Linked DNA regions of Homo sapiens: region 2 is linked to region 1. The links are chromatin loops, found by intact Hi-C in ENCODE. Cell type or tissue: psoas muscle. All regions are shown on one strand.

Region 1 (8,000 bases):
GAGATCTTAGAGCTGTGTGCTGATGAATAGAATGAATTGGAGCAAATAGCAAGAGAAGTGCATTTAGCTTCTTATGATTTGCACATTTTCTAAATGAAGATCCCTTTGTGTAGCAGTAGGCTGTATCATGCAGATATTTTTCATAGGATTTGCACTGAGTTAAATGACTTTCTTTACTCTTCCCAGTCAGGTAAGCAGTTCAAATATAACAAGACTTTGTGCCAGTCCTCTTCTGTGTTCTGCAACTCTGGCTCTCATAAGTAGTAAAAATATTTTTGATGTTGCATGCTCTCAGAATTATGTTTTCTAAAATATCATATTGGCTTCATTTTAGTTTAATAAACTTCTTTGGCAACTTAATTAGACATAGGGTATATATAAACTCAATTTTATCTGCATTTTTTAAAAAATTGAAATAATCTGATTGCATGTATGAAGGACTCCTGCCTCATTACCCAATTACATAAATACAATTATCTATAGGAAGGTGAAATTGTTGATCTATTATTTCAAAGACTTGTAGACTAGCAAAGATTCATTCTGATTAGAAATAAGGTCTATAGCTAAAGATATTTTTATTTTAAAAAATTACAGCCCTTGTAACAAAAATCATTTGTAACATTGGATATGAAGACATTATTAGTATTTAAAATTATTGTAGTCATTTGATCATAAATGAAGTAGCTTGCAAAATAGACTTGGTCTTTGACCCTTTAAGGTGTAACTGACTGACTGTTGTGTTTTTCAAGACTGATTTTAGGCAGTTTTATGTATCGTGTACCAATGATATGTAAAATAAAGCACCTTTTCTACTATAAACAATTACAGGTGTTATTTATTTTGAAGGATATGAAAGAAAAGTTAGTGATGGCAGAGTAAATCTGTAGAAATGTTGATTTTATATTTAAAATAACATTATGTAAACATATTAAACATATATTAACATGTTTAATAATTAATATTTAATAATTAACAAGTTTAATAATTGTTAAACATATATTTAAAAGGCTGCCTGTATTGTTTGAAATAATATAGGCAGCCTTTAAATTAAGAATGGATTGTGTTTAAAAACTTGTTTTTAAGTTTTTAAGATGGCAGTTGGGAGTCGTTTTCTCATAGAAATGTAAATCCTATGTAAGTAACCCTTGTCACACCTGAACTAGTATGCTTGAAAGTAAAAAGGCAAATGGCTCCAAGAAATAGTCTAAACTTGTTGTCACCTTTTTTTTGTCTTTCATTTACTCTAAAATATTTTTCTTTATTCTTTTCATCCTTTTAAATTCATAGCAGCCAGACTTCTGACCTGCTGCTCCATTGAAATGGCTCTAGCAAAGTTCAAGGATAACCTCCCATTTCCCAAATCCAGGGAACTCTTTTATCGTATTTAATCTTGTCATTTGAAACTTTTGTCCACTGTCTCGGCACTTCCTCATTTTTGTAGTGTCTATCATACCATGCTTTCTGTCCATCTTTACACACCTCCTCCTGTCTATGGTTCCCTTTTTTACTCCCACCTGTCCCCATTCATTTTTTTTCCTAGATTCAGGCCAAATTGCCAATCTGAAGAAGTCTTTCCTGACATACTCCACCACCAGGTAGATTTAACCCCTTCTTTTTGTTCTCCCACTGTCCTTTGTTAAATCTTCTGTCATAGCAGTCTAAAAACTTAGCGCCCCTATTTGTTAGCATGTCCCTCTCCATCTGCTAGATGGTAGGTCTTCAAGGCAGAGACTGGGTCTTTATACCCGTTCCATGTTGGCTGGCTAGTTAACTGGTACTTAAATATTTTAACAAGCGGGTAAAGAAAATTGTCACCTTTACACTTCTTCATATTCCCACTCCTCCTAAATAGAGGTCAAAATGGGAGGGAAGCTTTGAAAGGGAAAGAGATTTTTTGCAGATTTGCCAAGTATCTGGAGGAAATGCAAACTCTTTAGCTTTGTCTTACCCTGCCCTGCTATTAGGTTAAAAGAAGTTCTGGGATAAGAGATTTAGTATAGGAGGTCTTTGATTGGAAAAGGTCCTTCTACCAGATCAGGTTTGTTTTTTTTCTTAAAGGAAAGAAAGAAGAAAGATCTTTCATGAGGTTATGGGCATTGCTGGATTATGATTTTTAACACTGGATGATCAAAATAAGCTAAAACTGTCAAAAGTTAATCTCTGACACTAGAAATTACCTACCTATATAAGTTCAGGGAACTGCTGAAGGACATGGTTACCAGGATTGGAACTGCATTGGATTCTGTTAATATCAAGTCAGGTCACTGTTATCACCTCTAAACTTGTAGGACAAAAGATTCTTACACTCAGGAAAATGAGATGACATTGGCAAAACTCCCTTCTAAGTTTTCTAGTTATAGTTAGTCCCTAGACTTATGTATTTCTGTGACTCCAGAAAAAAACTTACTTTGATCATTCCTGGAAAAACATGAACTACAAAATTCTGGGGGAAAAATCAATAAATTCTGTAAACCGAATGAAGGGCTTATGTCTGTAATCCCAGGCCAAGGCGGGTGGATCACCTGAGGATTGACCAGCCTGGCCAATATGGTGAAACCCCGTCTCTACTAAAAATACAAAAATTAGCTTGGCATGGTGGCGGGCGTCTGTAATCCCGGCTACTCAGGAGGCTGAGGCAGGAGAATCGCTTGAACCCTGGAGGCGGAGGTTGCAGTGAGCTGAGATCGCGCCATTGCACTCCAGCCTGAGCGACAAGAGTGAAACCCCATCTCAAAAAAAAAGGCCATAAAATCTGAGAACACCAGCTTCCTTGTTCAAAATAGTGTCCACTTGTGGGCCTATTAATCTCAGCAGAGGGGATCTGGAACTGAGCATGAGGTTCTTTTGTTTTATATATTTGGTATTTTGGATAAATTAGGTTGAGCAAAGGCCTGCTACTTAATCGTCAAATTCACAATCTGGCTACCACTCCTGCCAGTACCTCACATTCAAAAAAGTTATGAGAATGCAAGGTTATAAAGCCTTTGGTCTTGGATAGAGAGAATGCTGGGAAGTCATAGAGATGAGGTTGTGAAGGTTACAGAAGTATTCCTTATTTACTGATTTTAATTTGCTTGTTCAAAAGATATTTGAAGAGTGCCTAGAGATGTCAGGGTGTTTACCTATAAAAGAGAAGAAAGTATGAATTGGTGGCATATCAGATATGGAAGATGTCACAGAGAAGGAAACGTCCCCCCCCACCACCACCATTCTACCCACTTCCCCTTCATGGTCTTCTTACCCCCGCAAAGATACGAAGCTAAAAGATCCATCATTCCTGAGCATGAGAATTGAGGAAGGCACAAGATGAGCCCTTTGGTATGAGCACATACAGGTTAAAAATAAAAGGTAGCAGCTAGTGTTTGTTTTTGAACATAGAAAAACCATGTCCACTAGTAAATTATACTCCAACAAATGTCCAGCTCCAACCAAAAAGATTATCCATTCCTCCTACTGAGAAGATAGAGTAGACGTTCTCTGAGAATTTAAGAAGAGTTACCTCCTTTTCTCTTTCCATATTGGGGAAGGGGCAAAAAGCTACAGCCATAATGTTTATCATCCGCTGTAACAAAGCATAGCATGTAAGAGAGTGGGCAGAGATCTGAAGATAAAACTGCTTGATTCACAATCATCCTGCCAGTTGCGATTTAGCACCCCCTGGTGGCATTGTCCAGCCCAGCTTACATGTGGATAAGATTCTAGGTCTTGTAGCTGCCTAGGATTTTAAAAATAGCTACAGCAATACCTGGAGCTTTCTGGTGAGTTGGCAATCCTGTGTTAGACCCAGTTGGAGAGAATGGACCTGGAGAATATACTTTCTACTTTCCTGCAACTTCCTAACCCAAGATAATAACTTTAACCTGCCCTGTTTAGATACAGGGACACACTGATTATTTCAAGATCCATTTAATTTTTGAGGATTTTTAGATTGTTTATCAAAATTTCTAGCTAGTTTTCTGAATCAGGAGAAATTGCATCTTAACTATGTCTTTTTAAGTCTACATAATGGCACTGACATTGATAACCTTGGTAAAGACGTGATTGCAAAATTGTTATAACATTTGTGTGATCAGCAAGGCACCTGTTATTGAGCAATGTGGAGAAACGGTCAGTTGCTGCCATACACTTTCCATATTTTTGGAATACTTAATACATAAATCATTATTAGGAGAATGTGTGAGAGGATATTTGTACTTTTGAAAGTCAACATAATTCAGTAAAGAGGTGGTTTCTTTGTCAATTTATTTGGAATTTATATCACCTATCATTTCATTGTCTGCTTTATATAAATAATTATACCCAGAGAACAAAGTAACCAATTAACCAGAGTCATGCCAGTGAGTCCAAGCCAACTTGGAAGAACAGTGCTATAATATTGCCATCTCATTGGATCTTGACCCTGTGGGAATCTAGTTAACTTCCGTGAGGAATAGTCCATACTCATTTCCTTTTCATATTATCATGTATTGCTTCCCCCATTATTATAATTGACTGATTTGCATAGCACAGTAGTGGCTGAAATATCAGAAGATATTCTCCCTTTGTTGATGAAAGTACGTATTGCATAACCTTGTATCTTTTTTCTTTTAAAATGTTTGTTGTGAAATAATACAAAAGTATATTGTGTATGTATGGTTTAAAAAATAACATGATCACACGTACTCAGCCTTCAGCTTAAGAACTAGAACATTCTCAGCTGCCTAGAATCCCCCATTTGTTCTCCCTCCATAGATTATATGAGGTAAACATTCTTCTGGATTTTTTGTTAATAATTTCCCATGTTTTTATTTGTGACTCTACCATCTATGTATGTATTCCTAGTAATATATTGTTTAAATTTGTTTTTGAACTTTTATGTAAATGGAATCATGCTGTATGTATTCTTCTGTGACCTCTTTTTTCTGACATTGTTTTTGAGATTCCCATCCATGTTTATGCATGTAACTGTATTTCATGTTTTCACAGCTATATGGTATTCGATTGTATGACTATTTCACAATTTATTTATCCATTCTTCTATTTATGGAGATTTGGATTGTTTTCAGCATTTTGCAATTACAAACAATGCTGCTATGAACATTCTGCCCAATTACAATGTAAGCTGTGTGTGGGCAGAAGTTTTGTCTGTTCTGTACTCTACCATATTCCCAATGTCAGAACAATGCCTGGCACCAGGTAGATGCTCAATAAATATTTGAGGAATGAATGACTTCTTGTATTGTCTCCTGGTGCACTTTTACAGCAGTTGCTCTAGGACAGTTGTTGTCAAAGTGTGGTTCAGGGACGCCTGGGGGTCCCTGAGACCTTTTTGGGAGGGGTCTGTGAGGACAAAACTATTTTCATAATAATACTAAGGCATTATTTGTTCATTTCATTCTCGATTTTTTCACATTTTCCAGATGTATGATAACATCATCACTCTGGCAGCTAATCAAGTATACTTGTATATTTCTGTTTTAAGAAGTCTGAATTTTAATTTCTAATATGGTAAATATTGATAGATATAACCCACATGAACAACAGCTCTTTGAGGCCGTCAATAGTTTTTAAGGATAGAAAGAGGTTCTGAGACCAAAACTGAGAACTGCTGCTCTAAGGAGTGGGTTTTACTTGGTAATTGTTTTCTAAAACATTTGTACCAACTTATACTCCCACTGGCAGTGGTTGAGAGTTCCCATGGCTTCACATCTTGGCTAACACTTGGTCTTGACTATCTTTGTATGTGCCAACTGGATGGCTATTATGTGGTTTCTTAGTGTGGGTTTAATTTGCATTTCCCTGATTACTAATGAAATTGAGTGTCTCTTCATATATGGGTCCATCATGATTCCTCTTCTGTGAAATATTCCTGTCTTTTGCCCATTTTTCTATTAGGTTGTCTGTCTTTTTTTCATTGATTCATATGATGGATACCAATCCTTGGTCAGTTAAATATATTGCATATATCTTCTCTCAGTTTGTGTATTGTCTTTGTAATTGTAAATAATCTGTTGATCCACTTGGAGAAAACTGACATCTTTTCAGTAATGAGTCTTTCCAGCCAAAACCATTGTGTAGCTTTCCATTTATTAGGTCTTCTTTCATGTCTCAATGAACTTTAAAAATGTTCTCCATAAAGGCCTTTACATCTTGTATTAGATTTCATCCTAGTGGTTTTATAGTTTTTAATGCTGTAAACTGAATTTTTATCTTTTTAAAATTTGTTTTTATCTTAAAATTTTTCTCATTATTTTTATTGACTTTGTTAATTTCATTCAAAATGCATAACAATATTTCTATATAATCAGCAATAACCAGAATGGAAAGTATAATTTTAAAAATTCAGTTTAATTAAATTCAGTTTACCTGTTATGGATGGTAACTGAATTTTACTGAATTACTGAATTTTTAAAATTATACTTTCCATTCTGATTGTTGCTGATTTTTAAAATTCAGTTTAATTAAATTTAGTTTACCTGTTTCTATCTGGTAACAGATAAAATTATACCTGTTAAAATTATACTTTCCATTGTGATTATTGCTGATTATATAGAAATAATGTTGGCATGTATTGATTTTAGATCCAACAACTATGCTAAACTTTTATTAGTTCTAACAATTATCTAGATGTCCTTTGAGTTTTTTAAATTAACATTTGCAAATAGTGGCAATTTTTGTCCTTTCTGATCCTTACAACTTTTTAAAAATTTCTTGTATTTCTGTGCTAGCTAGCACCTATAGAACAATGTTGAAGGGAACTGATAGTGAATCTTGTCTTAACCCTGATTTAAAGATTTTTTTTTTAACATTTCACTGTTTAGTGGCTTTTTTTTTGTAAATGGCCTTTATCAGTTTAAGGAAGTTTTTTGTTTTTTGGTTTGGTTTTTTGTTTCTGTTAATCCAGGCTGGAGTGCATGGCATGATCACAGCTCACTGCAGCCTTGATCTGCTGGGCTCAAGTGATCCTCCTGCCTCAGTATCCCAAGTAGCTGGGACTACAGGCATGTGCCACCATGCCCAGCTTATGTTTAAATTTTTTGTAAAGGTGAGGTCTCATTATGTTGCTCAGGCTAGTCTCCAGTTCCTGGGCTCAAGCAATCCTCCTGCCTCAGCCTTCCAAAGTGCTAAGATGGCCAGTGCTGCACTGCACCTGGCCAAGGAAGTTATCCTCTTTATCTAGTTTGCCAATAGTTGTATTATGAATGGATTTTTTTTTTTTTTTTTTTTGAGATGGAGTCTGGCTCTGTCGCCCAGGCTGGAGTGCAGTGGCGCAATCTTGGCTCACTCCAAGCTCCGCCTCCCGGGTTCACGCCATTCTCCTGCCTCAGCCTCCAGAGTAGCTGGGACTACAGGTGCCCACCACTAAGACCGGCTAATTTTTTTTTTTTTTTAGTAGAAACGGGGTTTCACCGTGTTAGCTAGGATGGTCTCGATCTCCTGACCTTGTGTTCTGCCTGCCTAGGCCTCCCAAAGTGCTGGGATTACAGACGTGAGCCACCGCGCCCGGCCTGGATATTGAATTTTATTCAAGGCTTTTTTTCTGTCTCTCCTTTAATGTGTTAATATATAAATTATGGTAACTGACTTTTTAATATTAAACCAGCCTTTAATTCCAATTATAAACCCAACTTGGTCATGGGGTGTGTGTTTTAATATTTTGCTGGACTCAATTTGCCGATATTTTGTTTAGTTTTGGTCCTATAGGCCAGACACGGTGGCTCACGCCTGTAATCCCAGCAATTTGGGAGGCCGAGGCGGGCAGATCACTTGAGGTCAGGAGTTCGAGACCAGCCTGGCCAATATGGTGAAACCCCATCTCTACTAAATATACAAAATAGCTGGGCGTGGTGGTGTGCACCTGTAGTCTCAGCTATTCAGGAGGCTGAGGCACCAGAATCACTTGGGCCTGGGAGGTGGAGATTGCAGTGAGCCCAGATCACACCACTGCAGTCCAACCTGGGCAACTGAGCAAGACAATATCTCAAAAATAAATGAATAAAAACAAATAGTTTTGCCCCTAT
Region 2 (8,000 bases), 52 kb before region 1:
GAAATTGAACTATAACATGTAATTGATTTTATTGAATAATATATAATTGAATATTTAATTTTAAATTTAAATATTTAACTGAGAAAGACTGAATACATTCAAGATGTACGGTGTTGACTTGATATGCATGTACACTGTGTAATGATTACCAAAATCAAATTAATTAACACATCCAACACCACCCATTTTCTACACTAGATCCCCAGAATTTGCTCATCTGATAACTGAAAGTTTATACTGTTTGACTAACATCTCCCCATTTTCCCCATCCCCTCACCCTAGCAACCACCATTCCACCTACTCCCTGCTTCTATGAGTTTGACTTTCTTAGATTACAAATATAAGTAAAATTGTATGTATTTGTTTTTCTGTATCTGGCTTATTTCACTTAGCATAATGCCCTCAAGTTTCATCCACGTTGTCAAAAATAGCAGGATTTCCTTTATATGGCTGAATAATATTCTATTGCATATATGTACCACAATATATTTATCCATTCACCCATCAATGGATACTTAAGTTGATTCCATATCTTGACTATGATAAATAATGCTGCAATGAACATGGGGAGGCAGATATCCAAAGGAAATAAAATCAGTATTTCAAAGAGATATCTGCCTCCCCATTGAAATACTGATTTTATTTCCTTTGGATACCTGCCTCCCCATGTTCATTGCTCTGCTTCCTCCCTTCTAATAGAAACACGATTTCATATGGACAGCAAAATGCCTATTTGAAAAGATTCTCCTCCTTGGATGTCCTGCAGCTAGAGTGGCACGTGAGCAGACATCTGCTGTCTAGTACTTCCTTGAAAGCTAGTGTTTTCCTGGCAAAGAGCTCTTTGGTGTCTTTTGCCCTTTCTTCCTGTTTAAAATCCAACCTTGAAGCTTGCGTGTGAAGTAGCCACCTTGCAGCCATGGGGATAAGAGGCCTGCACTGTGCTGCTGCATATGGCCACACTGGTTGTGCACAGTGACTATAGAGTTGAATCAGTCAGGGTCCTGGCAGGATACAGACAGCTCCCTCCAATAGGGTAATGGTGGAGACTTTTTAAAAAGGCACTAATTGAAAAGGTGTAATCACTGTCAGGGAAACATGGTTAAGAGATGATGCAGTACCCTGGGGCTAGCAATAGCAGGGAGTTATTACCACCCCAAACTCTGAAGGGCAACAAGAGAGAGTGGTTTCCAGGACCTGGAGAGAGGATATGGAGAGGGTGGCCAGCAAGAGCGGCCCTCCCACTGGGATACAGCCAACCTGTGGTGCTCTGCACAAAAGGGACGAGGGGCTGATTACCCCAGCCTCACAGTCTCCTGTTGGTAGTGTCTCCCATTGACCAAATCCAACTAGAAGTCAGAGGGCAAGAAGCTCAAGTGCTATAATCCATTCAGGTCAGCCTCTCAGGACACTGAACAGGTTGAAGGGTGGAGAGTAGATCTGTAGAAGTAAATGGAAAATATCCTTGCATTATATGAATGGGGTCCCTGGCACTCTGTCATTCTGCAGCCTGGCATATGCTAAAGATGGCAGAGAATCACCACAGCAGCCCTGAACTAACTACTCATGGAAAATCTTGCTATGTGAGGAAAATAAACCCTTAAGTGGTCAACTAAGTTTGGTTAGATTTAGTTACATGCCTGAGTGCAACCCCATGCAATATGTATGCATTTCACATGCATTTTATATTTGTGGTATCACTTGTCAACAAAACATGTATCTTAGTCTCTATTATTCCATGTTTATTTCTTACTAGTTGAAGGTCAGATGTTCATCATTTCTTCTTGCTAACTGGGTCTGCCTTTACTGAGTATATAACTTTTAGATAAGGTCCTAGATAAAATCTATTAAAGCTGATAAGTTTGCCTGGGAGGAAAGGAATAAGTCTTCTGTAGTAGTACATGAATTACCACATTGGGTCAGGCTGACAAGCCTCTTTGCCACGTTTGTCTCCCATGGCTGGGCTCCAAGATCACACATATGGGGCAGGAATTACCATAGCAGCCTCAATTCCCTCTCTTTTGCCTGGTGTGGTTCAGTTGCAGGTCATCTTCCTGTTGCCCTGAGCTTCGGTGCTCTTGCTTTCCCCTGCTACTCCCTGAACTGCAGCAATTGCTCCAGCACCTGAGTCTCACACTTGAGTTCCCTCTCTCCCGCATGCGGTAACTGTTTTTCTTCCTTGGCCCAGTTCCCTGTTCTGGCAATTAAGTTAGGTTCTATCTAGCCTGGAGCCCTGCCTTGCTCTTGCCAGCTGCCCTCTCTATGCTTTGGACATAGCTTCAGCCAAGATCCATGGCTGGAGCCCTGCAATCTGTAAACAGACCTCTCAGACACCATCTGTTTCCCTCACCTTGGCAACAGTCCCTGCCCAGGATCTCTGCTATCGAGTTCTGCCCACTTGCTAGCACTCCCCAGAACCTCTTCTCAGACCTCTGGCAATAAGCCTTTGGCCCTTGGCCTGAGTCCTCAATTGAGATTAAAGACATTGCAATTTACACTCTTGGCTGAAAACACAGGACTGTCTGCCACCTCCAGCACCAGATTCTCACTCTAGGGTTGACTTTTTGGCCTGCAGCTCAGGAGGAGGAATAGAAAGTGTAGAAATATAATAAAATCATGATAATGATAGAAATAAAACAATCTACTACTTATTAAATGCTAACTACATGTCAGACATTGCGTAAGTATAGCACAGTCCTTGCTTGGCATGGTAACAGCACAGATTTCAATTAGCACCGTTTAGTTATATAACACAAGTCCCCCAATAATACAGTTCAAATTTCAGTTACCACAGTATATTCACTGTAAGTAATTGCATAAATACAAGCTTTGCTGCCAGGTTTTCAGTCCACAAAATTACTATGTAAATAACAGATGCACGCCATGGTCAGTGACCACAGCACATCACTTCATTTCTAGTCTGCTGGTGACTGGTCACTGGACATCTGTTATTTAGTTATGCACAGACAGCAAAGCATGTAGTTGTGTTGCCTCTTTATCTCCAAGTAACATTGTAAAAAATGGACGATAGAATTTGCCAATAAAGATAAAAGTGAAGCAAAGAAACAAAAAGTGATTATTGTGGCAGTGAAGTTCAAATCAAAGATCACTGGAGTTACAGAAGAAATTGGTGGCCATGGGAATGTTGACATTGCCACTGTTCAACTCCAGATGGGCATCCAGAGAGACTTAGTAAAGGTAAACTTATGAACACAAATAAGGAAGGAAGTTGTAAGGAAAAGGATAAAGATGTTCCAGAAAGTGACATGGGCAAAAAATTCACATTAAAGGAATGCTGAAAGATATCTCACAACATTGAAAGCACAAAGGAAAACTTAGAAAGGAGGCTGGGCATGGTGGCTCACACCTGTAATCCCAGCACTTTGGAAGGCTGAGGCTTGAGCTCAGGAGTTCAAGACCAGCCTGAGCAACATAGGGAGACCCCGTCTCTACAAAAAATAAAAAAGTTAGCCAGGTGTGGTGTTATGTACCTATGGTCCCAACTACTCAGAAGGCTGAGGTGGGAGGATCGCTTTAGCCTGGGAGGTCAAGGTTGTGGTGAGCTGTGATCATGCCACTGTACTTCAGCTCAGGTGACAAAGACCCTGTCTCAAAAAAAAAAAAGCAAAACACATTAATTCTCAATATTTCTGTTTTAAATTATGGCATAATAAAGAAATATTAGGTTTACAATTTTTTCATTTCTCTATATATTTATATCCAACAGTAAGAAAGTTTTTAATATTTTGACAAAAGTTTTTAAACATCACAAAACAATTGTAATTTTTCCCACTGATAATTGAGATCACTTTGAAGGGTGTTGGCTTGCATATCATGTTTACAGAACAGTGTTATCATGCAAAGTGAAGACTGCCTGTACTTTACATGTATTATTTCATTTACCTATTTCTTTCTTTCTTTTTTTCCCCCCTTGCTAGGTCACTGCCCCATTTTCAGCACTAGATGGTGCTGAAACCCACGTTTGCCTCCATTCTAATAAATAATCAGTGCCCCTCATCCTTAATGGGGGATATCCCAGTAGTTTGGGAAGGCTAGCTAGGGGTTCAGTGTCCAAGGGACCTATGGACCCAACCTCCTACAGTGTGGTGCTGCTGAACAGCCACTATGATTTGGTGTCTCCATCTCTTTTTGTCAAGTTACACAGCAGAGTTTCCAGAGCTGGGATGGTAGTCTCACCTCTCCCCTTTGTCTCTGGCTGTTCTCAGGGATATTTCTCCTCTAGGGACTGCTGATGCTTCTAGTGGTTGAGGCTGGGACAAGTCTCCTGCAAGGGAACCCAAGATTGTGGAGAAGCTGGTTGTCTATGCCTTGATCTCACTTTTTACAGTGTACAGACTGTGAGTTGGGGGAAATTTTCATGCAGTTGGTGCCTGGCAGATTGTGGGGAGGGGATTACAGATATGGAAGTCTGATTCTCTTACCATCTGCTCAGAGTTTTTTAAACTTCTCTGTGGCCCCAGCAAATGTCTCATCCTCATATTTGAGTTCTCGGATATTGCTGGTGATAATTTCAGTGTTGAATATTAGTTTTGGGTTTTCCATTGGGGGGTGTGAAGCCAGATTGCTTCCTTGCTGCCACTTTGGAACCATATTATCTCATTTAATCCTTTGACTAACCCTAAGAAGCAGATGCTCTTATTATTCCCATTTTATAGACAAAGAATCTGAGGTTCAAAGAGGATAAATAATTTGACCAAGGCCATACAACTAGTTAAGTAGCTACAACCTATTGGGTCTTAAAGCCCTTGATCTTAACCCCAAATGAAACAGTCCAGGTAAATGACTCTGGTGGGTGTTTGATACGGAGGAGTGGGCAGAGAGGAGAGGAAGTAGTGAGAGATGAAAGTACCTTCTCTAACATATGCCTAAAAAGTCTAGAGCAGCACTGTCCAATAGAGCTTTCTATAACACAACAGATGCTCCCTTACCCAAGGGGGATACATTCAAAGACCCCCAGAGATGCCTAAAACCACGGATAGCACCAAATCCTATATACCTCTAACTAAGACAGCTACTCAATTACGAATGGGCAGGTGGCACATACAGTGTGGAAACACTGGACAAAGGATGATTCACATCCCAGGCAGGTAAGAGCGGGACAGCGCAAGACTTCATCATGTGACTCAGGATGTTACACAATTTAAAACTTACAAATTGCTTATTTCTGGAATTTTCCATTTAATATTCTCAGACTGCATTGACTGTGGGTAAGTGAAACCATGGCTAAAGAGGGATTCCTGTACATGTATAGAATACATAATATTTATATAATCTATAATAGAGAATTAATGTATCTATTCAACCCTGGTATACATGTAGGTATACATGGACTTCAGGATCCATCTTTTCTTGATCCTCCAGGACTTTGATCCACCAAATCCCAGCTCTTTCTGAACAGATCTACTTGCCCTATGGGATGTAATTTCCAGTGGAGCTGCTCTACTTCACTAAGTACTCAGGAAATTAGGCTTCTTCCAGCTCATGGTCCAAGATGGCTGCTCCAGTTCTAGCCATTACATCTACATTCCAGACAGCAGGAAAGAGTAAGAGAAAGGAAGCTTCCCTCCTCTAGAACACATTCTGGAATTATATATATTACTTTTGCTTACAACCCATAGGTCAATATTTAGCCACAGGCCACAACAAGTTGAGGGAAGCTTGGGAAATTAGTTTTTATTTAGAATGGTCATGTGCCCAGCTCAGAGTCCAGATTCTGTTACTGAAAAGAAAAGGAGAGCAGATCTTGAAGGAGAGTGGGTACAGTAGTCTGGGAAAGTTCTTATTTGTTTGTATTTTGTTTGTTTGTTTTTTTCCTTCCCAGCCTCAATAATGAGAGGCAGGCAAGGAGAAGGTTGGAAATGATTGCTGGTTGTGCTCTTCCGACCTTTTGTTTGCAACTGGATCCTTCTTCTGGGCCCACAAGTCTCACCATCCAAAATAATAACAATTTACACAGTACCTCTCTCTCCTTGCCAGCCATTGTTCTTTCTTTCCTTACATGGCCAAGTCTCTGTAAAGAATAGACTACACATGTTATCCGCATTTTCTAACTCATGCTTCAGTTCTCTCTGGCTTCTTTCCCTCCCACTCCATTGAAAACATTTTAATTCTAGGCCACTACTAACCTCCTAATTTGCAAATCCAACAGTTGCTTCTTCGTCCTCTTCTTCCCTGACCTCTCTGTGGCTTTTGGCTTTCCTTACCACTTCTGCCTCTATGAAACCCTCTTTGCCTGTGGCTTCTTTGACATCACCCTCACCCAGTTCCCTTTTAACTTCTCTGGCTACCTATTCTCTATTTCCTTCATGAGTGCCTCCTCTTGTCTTTACCCCATCAATGCTGGCTTCTTCAGGGTGCTATTTTCCATCCCTCTTCTCCAAACTCTCCTCCTAGGTTGTTGTTTCCAAACTACATTCTTGAAGTTTCAGAGATTGAAGGTACTTTACTGTGAAATGGGGACCTATTTTAGATGCCTCCCTCAAGGACAGATTACTCAAAACTGCTCTACTAAAACATCTTTCCCATTGGATTATGTACTTTGTCATAGATTGAATTGTATCTCCCCCAAAAGACATGCTGAAGCCTTAACCCGCTGTACCTATGAATATGACTTTATTTGGATATGGGATCCTTGCTGATATAATCAAGTTAAGATGAGATCACAGGATGAGCCCTAATCCAATATAACTAGTGAATTTATAATAAGAGGAGAAGAGGCTGGGCGCAGTGGCTCACATCTGTAATCCCAGCACTTTGGGAGGCTGATGCAGGAGGATTGCTTGAGCTCAGGAGTTCAAGACCAGCATGGGAAACATGGTAAAACCTCATCTCTAGAAAAAATTTAAAAACTAGCCAGGCATGGTAGTGCACACCTATAATCTCAGCTACTCCAAAAGCTGAGGTGGGAGGATCACTTAAGCCTGGGAGGTGGAGGCTGCAGCAAGCTGAGATCGCACCATTGCACTCCAACCTGGATGACAGAGCCAGACCTTGTCTCAAAAAGAAAAAAAAAAAAGAAGAGACAGACACACAGGGAGAACACCACGTGATGATGTGATGGAGTCAGAGACTGGAGTGATTCATTGACAAGTCAAGGGCTGCCATGGATTGACAGCTGCCACCAGAAGCTAGAAAGAGGCATGGAAGCATTCTTTCCTACAGGTTTTGCAGGGATCACAGCCCTACTGACACTTTGATTTCAGACTTATATATCCTTCAGAACTGTGAAACAAAACATTCCTATTGTTTCACAGCAGCCCTAGGAAACTAGTACACATTTCCTCATCACCCTGCAGCTCCCTATCTAAGCCACCAGTTATAGCTTGCAATCTCTTTTGTCTTAAAAATATTTTGCCTTAATTTTTCTCCTAGTTCAAGGGTACTTGGGCTTTCAAATATCATAGACTAGTTTTTTTAAATTTGAAGTTCAACATTAGGGTTGGAACGTTTGATTTTTTCCTTTAACCTTGTGCTATAAGGGCATTAGAAAAAAACTACCATCTAGGCACAAAACTCTCAGAACAAAGTACAGTTCTTTAAATTAAACACTTTGGGTTTTATGAAAAACTCACTGCTTTATTCCAACTCTTCCAGTTTTATTTCAAATCCATAAAAACTTTATTATGGCAACATTTAAGAGCCTCCTATGTTATGTATGTGACATAGAAAAATATTAATAGATAAATATTCATAACCTCTTTTCTGTTCGCAGACATCTTATTTCTCCCTCCCTTTCCAAATTCTCTTTGGACATATTATGAAATTGGGCTGGCCAGGCGCAGTGGTTCATGCCTGTAACCCCAGAACCTTAGGAGACCAAGGTGGGCAGATCACCTGAGGTTGGGAGTTCAAGACTAGCCTGACCAACATGGAGAAACCTCATCCCTACTAAAAATACAGAATTAGCCAGGCGTGGTGGTGCATGCCTGTAATCCCAGCTACTCAGGAGGCTGAGGCAGGAGAATTGCTTGAACCTAGGAGGT

Evidence for each region. Peaks named below come from ENCODE experiments on the same cell type or tissue, not always from the same donor. Only the 100,000 strongest peaks of a DNase experiment are listed, where the experiment ranks them.
Region 2: a loop joins it to region 1, with 5 times the contacts of the local background. A loop is called at or near these places in 54 of 110 quality-filtered maps.

Annotation. Positions count from the first base shown.
Region 1 is chr12:104,105,703-104,113,702 of GRCh38, forward strand. HCFC2 (host cell factor C2) reads left to right here. Exons shown (of 15, transcript NM_013320.3): 15 at 1-822. Among named protein-coding and RNA genes, the nearest start is that of NFYB, 29 kb to the right of the region's middle. In psoas muscle, a CTCF peak has its summit at 3,661 (motif pointing left); a DNase peak (open chromatin) is centred at 3,669; H3K27ac peaks cover 968 bases.
Region 2 is chr12:104,053,908-104,061,907 of GRCh38, forward strand. It overlaps a transcript of GLT8D2 not described here. Among named protein-coding and RNA genes, the nearest start is that of HCFC2, 6.6 kb to the right of the region's middle. In psoas muscle, a CTCF peak has its summit at 3,964 (motif pointing right); a DNase peak (open chromatin) is centred at 2,334; H3K27ac peaks cover 899 bases.